Linked DNA regions of Homo sapiens: region 2 is linked to region 1. A link is a contact called in ENCODE Hi-C or POLR2A ChIA-PET data. All regions are on one chromosome and are shown on one strand. The core of a region is the stretch at or near the end of the contact, and the rest is flanking DNA. Distances in the headings are between cores, read along the strand shown.

The links. Hi-C counts contacts between places; a loop is a spot of excess contacts on that map. ChIA-PET counts read pairs that join two places held with the same protein, here RNA polymerase II (POLR2A). Pooled maps may share reads with other maps.
Region 2: a map of PC-9 shows a loop between it and region 1 (2.3-fold over the local background). The contact joins two enhancer-like sites. A Hi-C loop is called at or near these places in 15 of 168 maps with a recorded cell type or tissue (CD8-positive, alpha-beta T cell, Caco-2, HCT116 and 12 more) and 5 of 50 pooled maps. POLR2A ChIA-PET finds 5 or more read pairs at or near these places in 12 of 52 experiments (A549, AG04449, AG04450 and 9 more).

What each region holds. Positions count from the first base shown.
Region 1 is chr1:8,076,101-8,078,800 of GRCh38, reverse strand. All of the region lies in intron 2 of ERRFI1-DT (ERRFI1 divergent transcript), which reads right to left. Among named protein-coding and RNA genes, the nearest start is that of ERRFI1-DT, 51 kb to the right of the region's middle. Within about 2 kb of position 1,425, at least 28 of the 41 ENCODE cell types and tissues checked have a DNase peak (open chromatin) inside an H3K27ac peak, as active enhancers do; they include HCT116, PC-3, PC-9 and 4 more, where a contact is called at or near this core.
Region 2 is chr1:8,039,375-8,042,074 of GRCh38, reverse strand. All of the region lies in intron 2 of ERRFI1-DT (ERRFI1 divergent transcript), which reads right to left. Among named protein-coding and RNA genes, the nearest start is that of ERRFI1-DT, 14 kb to the right of the region's middle. RefSeq lists a silencer at 1,172-1,466. Within about 2 kb of position 1,339, at least 16 of the 41 ENCODE cell types and tissues checked have a DNase peak (open chromatin) inside an H3K27ac peak, as active enhancers do; they include HCT116, PC-3, PC-9 and 4 more, where a contact is called at or near this core.

The sequences.
Region 1 (2,700 bases), core at 176-2,675:
AATTCCAGAACAAAATAATTAATAACACTGACACACGTTGAAGAAAGGAACAAGGAAATCATTTGAACAGCTCCCCTCTCACCCTGCTCCAACCTTCCCACCACCAGGAACGGATGAAATGTGCTAAGGGACCAGTGAAGAAGCTGACGGTGTCCTCAGGATGAAATAGAGAGGGAAAGAAATGCTATTCATTCCACAAACATTCCAACCCCAGGAAGGCCCTCCTCCTGCATCTAGCCACGGTAATATCCCAATTATTCTCCAGAACAGCAACCAGGCTGGTTGGCCTCCTCTCCGACCTCATATTCTGTCAAACTAACACCCAGCTCTGTTCTAGTCATTCTACCAACCTGCCATTCTTTCCCCTTCTGTTCTGAGTTTTCAAATTCTTCCTTGCGGCCCAGAACAAATGACTCATAGATGGGGAGTGTGTCACCGCCAACTGCCCCTCTCTATTTAAAAACAGAGCTCAAGTTCTACCTTTTCAACAACACCTTCCCCAATTCAGTGATGTCAGCAAATGCTTACCAGGCAGTATTATGTGTGCTGTGTCCTGTGTGGAGCCTGAATGTACTAGAATAGAGAGGAGATCAAAAGATAAAAATAACATGGCCTCTGGCGTCAAGGTATTTCCAGTCCAGCAGAACGATTTTCTTTTTTAAAATAATAAAACAAAGTAAAGCTCTAGGCTGATAAAGACACAGGCTAATGTTACAGTACAAGCTGAGGCAAAAAGTAATGTGTACTTTCTCTGAAACTGCATTTTATTTGTACTCCTGTGATTTTATGATTCTCCTACAGTAATCTATATCCACAGCTGATTTGGAAACTTCCGGAGGGCAGGAACTGTATTTTACCTGTCTCTAGTGAAGCTTCAGGAATAAGCCTTAGAGAGGAAGAAAGCTACAGCAGAGAGCCCAGGGAGAGAGGCCAGAGGTCATCCTACCATGATCCTACCACGGAACCAGTTTTTCTAAAGGCAGTTCCCCTCATCCTTATCACAAAAAAGCAGCAAATCATAACGAAGCCGCAAATTAACCAGAACCTTTCTTCTTCAAGGAATGAATCATTTACACACCAAAGGATATGAAGTGGAGTTTTGTCCAATGACATATTCAATTGCCTTGGTCTCCTAGAACTCTAATTTGATGTTGAGATTAAATACATCTTCCAAGATCCTTGAGTGGCAATTGAGAAATACAATTTAAGAAAAATGAATAAAAGTATCTACCTCTAAACCCCACCTTTTCTAGCCCATTAAGGTGATGGTGATTTCAGGTCAAGAGCAAGGCCGTCGAGGTGAAGCTAAAAAGACGTGGCTGGGCTGCAGGGCCGCAGGGCTGTGGTGTCTAGCCAGCTGTTACAGTAGGTGGTTCACGGACAGCTGTGAGTCACACTGACTGAAGTGGCAGCTCTTGACCAGTACTGTAGGCGCTAAGATCCGGTATTTGCTCTTAGACCGTGGGAGCAAAGACTAACAAGGAAAATACAACAGAACAGCTGGGAAATAAATTCCCTTCTGGCCTGCACAAAAAGGGCCCCTGCCAAGTCATTTTCCATCCTGGAGCCAGGGGAGGTCTAGGAAGGATATGTGCTTTTCTGTCCTTCAAATCCTTTGGCCTTCCCTCCAGTCTCACTTATCACTTCCCACCCCCTCCCCCAACCCCTGCTAAAAATGATACTAGGCTTTGACTCTGTTTCGTAACACAAAGCTTGACAAAAATATATGAGTGGACAAGCAACTTTTAAAACGTCATTTTAGCATATTTTTCTTTTTTCTTTTTTGAGACGGAGTCTTGCTCTATCGCCCAGGCTAGAGTGCAATGGCACGATCTCGGCTCACTGCAACCTCCGCCTTCCCTCGTGCAGAGGGAAGGGGTTCCGAGTGGATCTCCCAGTTCGTGGTGAGATGCAGTTGGTTTTATAGATGAACTTGAGAAGGTGGTGTCTGATTTACACAGGGCACAAAGGATTGGTGGGACCAGGTGAGCCATTCACATAGCATGCAAAGAAGCTGGCCACCCCACCCTAATCTCTCTTTTTTTTTTTTTTTTTTGAGACAGAGTCTTGCTCTGTCACCCAGGCTGGAATTCAGTGGCATGATCTTGGCTCACTGCAACCTCTGCCTCCCAGGTTCAAGTGATTCTTCTGCCTCAGCCTCCCGAGTTGCTGGGATTACAGGCATGCACCACCATGCCCAGCTAATTCTGTATTTTTAGTAGAGACAGAGTTTCACCATTTTGGCCAGGCTGGTCTCGAACTCCTGAACTCAGGTAATCCACCCGCTTCAGCCTCCCAAACTACTGAGATTATAGGTATGAGCCACCACGCCCAGCCCCTAGTCTCTTATCATGCAGGTGGGGTCTCTATCTGGCCAGCACCATGTAGCCTGCTTCTTTACTACACACGTGGCAACAAAGGAAAGGGGAGAGAGCCTCTGTGTTGAACATACCTGGCTTCCAGGAAGCCCTTTTCTATTGGCACAGCTGCTGGCATTTACCTATGCAAGCTTCCAGCTTGCTTGTCTATGTTTGCAGCTTGATTTTTCAGGCTGCTTTGTATTAGAAAAGAAATTATTTGTGGGCTGCTTTTTATTAAAAGGACTGAGGACTCTCTTACCCTCACTATCTGCCTAAGTAATTTCTTTTTAACACCTGTATCAATCTCTCTATCTCCTTATCCAGATTCAGGAAAGGTGAA
Region 2 (2,700 bases), core at 90-2,589, 37 kb after region 1:
GAGGTTGCAGTGAGCCAAGATCTCGCCACTGCACTCCAGCCTGGTGACAGAGCAAGACTCCATCTCAAAAAAAAACAAAACAAACAAAAAAAAAAAACAGAAGTTTAAATTCTGGACAAAAACATGAAAATTGGGAGGTGGAAGAACATGAAAATTAGGAGGCAGTGATGTGAATTAACATGTTCTTAAGTGTTTCTTGTATTTTTCAGGAGAGTAAAGATACTAGCTTTAGACTTTGCTATGTTAAGCATTTCACAATTTCTAGGTAACCACCAAAAAAGAGAAATAGAGGGTATAACTTCCAAATTGGGAGCATGAGATGAGAAAAAAATGCAACGAGTAAAGAAAAGATGCAAGAAATGAGAAAGAAAAACCCTTAAAATCAAGACAAATAGACAGTTCAAAATAGCATGGTATAAATGATTGAAATTATCAGTAAAATATATCAGTAATCATAATAATTATAAGTGAACTACACTCACCAATGGAAGACAAAGATTTTTTTAATCCAGCTCTGCGCTGTTTATAAAACAGACCAAAAACTTAAGGACACCCAAAGAGTAAAAAGAAAATTTTAGAAAAAAATACACCAAAGTACTAACCAAAAGAAAGCCATTGTGACTCCAGAAATATCAAACAGGCCAGGCGTGGTCTCTCACGCCTATAATCCCATCACTTTGGGAGGCTGAGGCAAGCAGATCACTCAAGACCAGGAGTTTGAGACCAGCCTGGCCAACATGGCAAAACTCTGTCTCTACTAAAAATACAAAAAATTAGCTGGGCATGGTGGCACACACCTGTAATCCCAGATACTCAGATGGCTGAGACACAAGAATCGCTTAAACCCAGGAGGTATAGGTTACAGTGAGCTAAGATCATGCCACTGCAGTCCAGCCTAAGCCACAGAGTGAGACTTTGTCCCAAAACAAAACAAGACAAAACAAAAAAAGAAAGAAAGAAAGTAAAGAAAAGAAGTATCAAACAAAATAGACTTTAATGCAAAAATTATTACTAGAGATAGAGGCTTACTACAAATTAACAAAATGTTGGATTTATCAGACAGATTTAACAATTCTAAACATGTATGCTCTGAATAATATAGCCTCAAAATATCAAAGTAGAAACATCAACAAAACTACTAGGAAAATGGAGTGAGGAAGGATAAACTAACAACAGAGAGAACAAAAGGAAGTTTCCATGATGAGCTACCCAGATCCCCAATGAGTTATGAAAAGCCTTATTCCTCAAGCTCCTGGGAATGCTGCCAGAACATGGCCCTTAGCTGTCAACCCTGTTTGGAGAGTGACTCAGCTGAAGAAAACTGCCTTTTCCAAGCTTACTCTTCCTTCCAAAGGCAAGCCATATCAATGACTGACCAATAAGAGTTAGAGGAAAAAAGGTCCAGCTCTCTTGCCCAAGTTAGGACAACTCCAAAGGGTCAATCCTGTTCCAGAGCTTTGCATGTAGTTAGCTAAGGCCTATGTCGTACATGGATCACAACTTAACTTCTCCCTCTGCCCAATTCTTTTTCCTCACCCTTCCTTCAACACTCTAATAAATGTCCTCCATGTTCATCTCCATCTCAAAGACTGCTTGCCAAGAAGCCAGTCTGCAACAAATATCCAGGAGAGATGCACTGGTAAGAAATTAAAAATATGGGATTAAAGGCCAGGAGAAAAAAAAAAAAGGGACTACAGGCCAGGAGAGAAAATGGGACTACAATTAGATTTTGGTGTAATTTACATAGACATCATAATAAAAGCTCAGGAATAGAATGAGATGACTAAACTAAGGAATAAGTAAAGAAAGCCTCGAAGACGCCAACATCTAAGCATACAAGGAAGAGAAGAATAAATGACCGAGCAGGACTGAGGAGAGGTATCAAAAGGTGTGACGTGTAGTGTTACCGAGGTCAAAGAACAGAAAACTTTAAGAAATTTGTAAGTGAACAGAGTCAAATGCTGTACATAAGAAAATGGCTGTTGTGGACACTTGATGTATGCTGACAATATCCATTTCCTTTTTTTCCTAGTCCATTCTTCAGTCTTACTCTGGGAAGCTATCACCTCCTCTACTCTTAGTCCTCCTCTACTCTTGGTCCTCCTCTGCACTTGAGCCTCAGATGGATTTGATTCTCCCCCCATGGTTCCAAATGAGGTCCCACATTCAGGCTTGGCCAATTGGAACATTGCACTCCCCTGGCCTTCAGTTTCGATTTGTGAGAATCAGGCCCAGGGTTTTTGTTCAAACTATTAAATAAGTTGTTTTTAAAATTTTTAATTAGATGATCCCAGGGTTTGCTGGCAGCCATCATGCCACCAAGGAACCTCAAAATGAAGTCAACACAAACATGGATAAAGCCAAAAGTTAGAGAAAGTCTTGCCCTGCATGATGTCATCTGAACATGTGAACAAAGCAATGTGTGCAGCGACATCCTAGTCTTCTCCAGTACTGATCCACTGAATTCCTTTTTTTATTTATCCAATTTGAGTTGGGTTTCCTGTCACTAAAAAAAAGTCCTAACTGATAACATGAGGATAGATATTCCATACTCAATTTTGTATTCTACTTTTTAAAAAAACTTTTATTTTAGGTTCGGGGTACATGTGCAGGTTTGTGTTATAGGTAAACTTATGTCACAGAAATTTGTTGTACAGATTGTTTTGTCAGCCAGGTACTGTGTTTGACTTTTTTCACTGA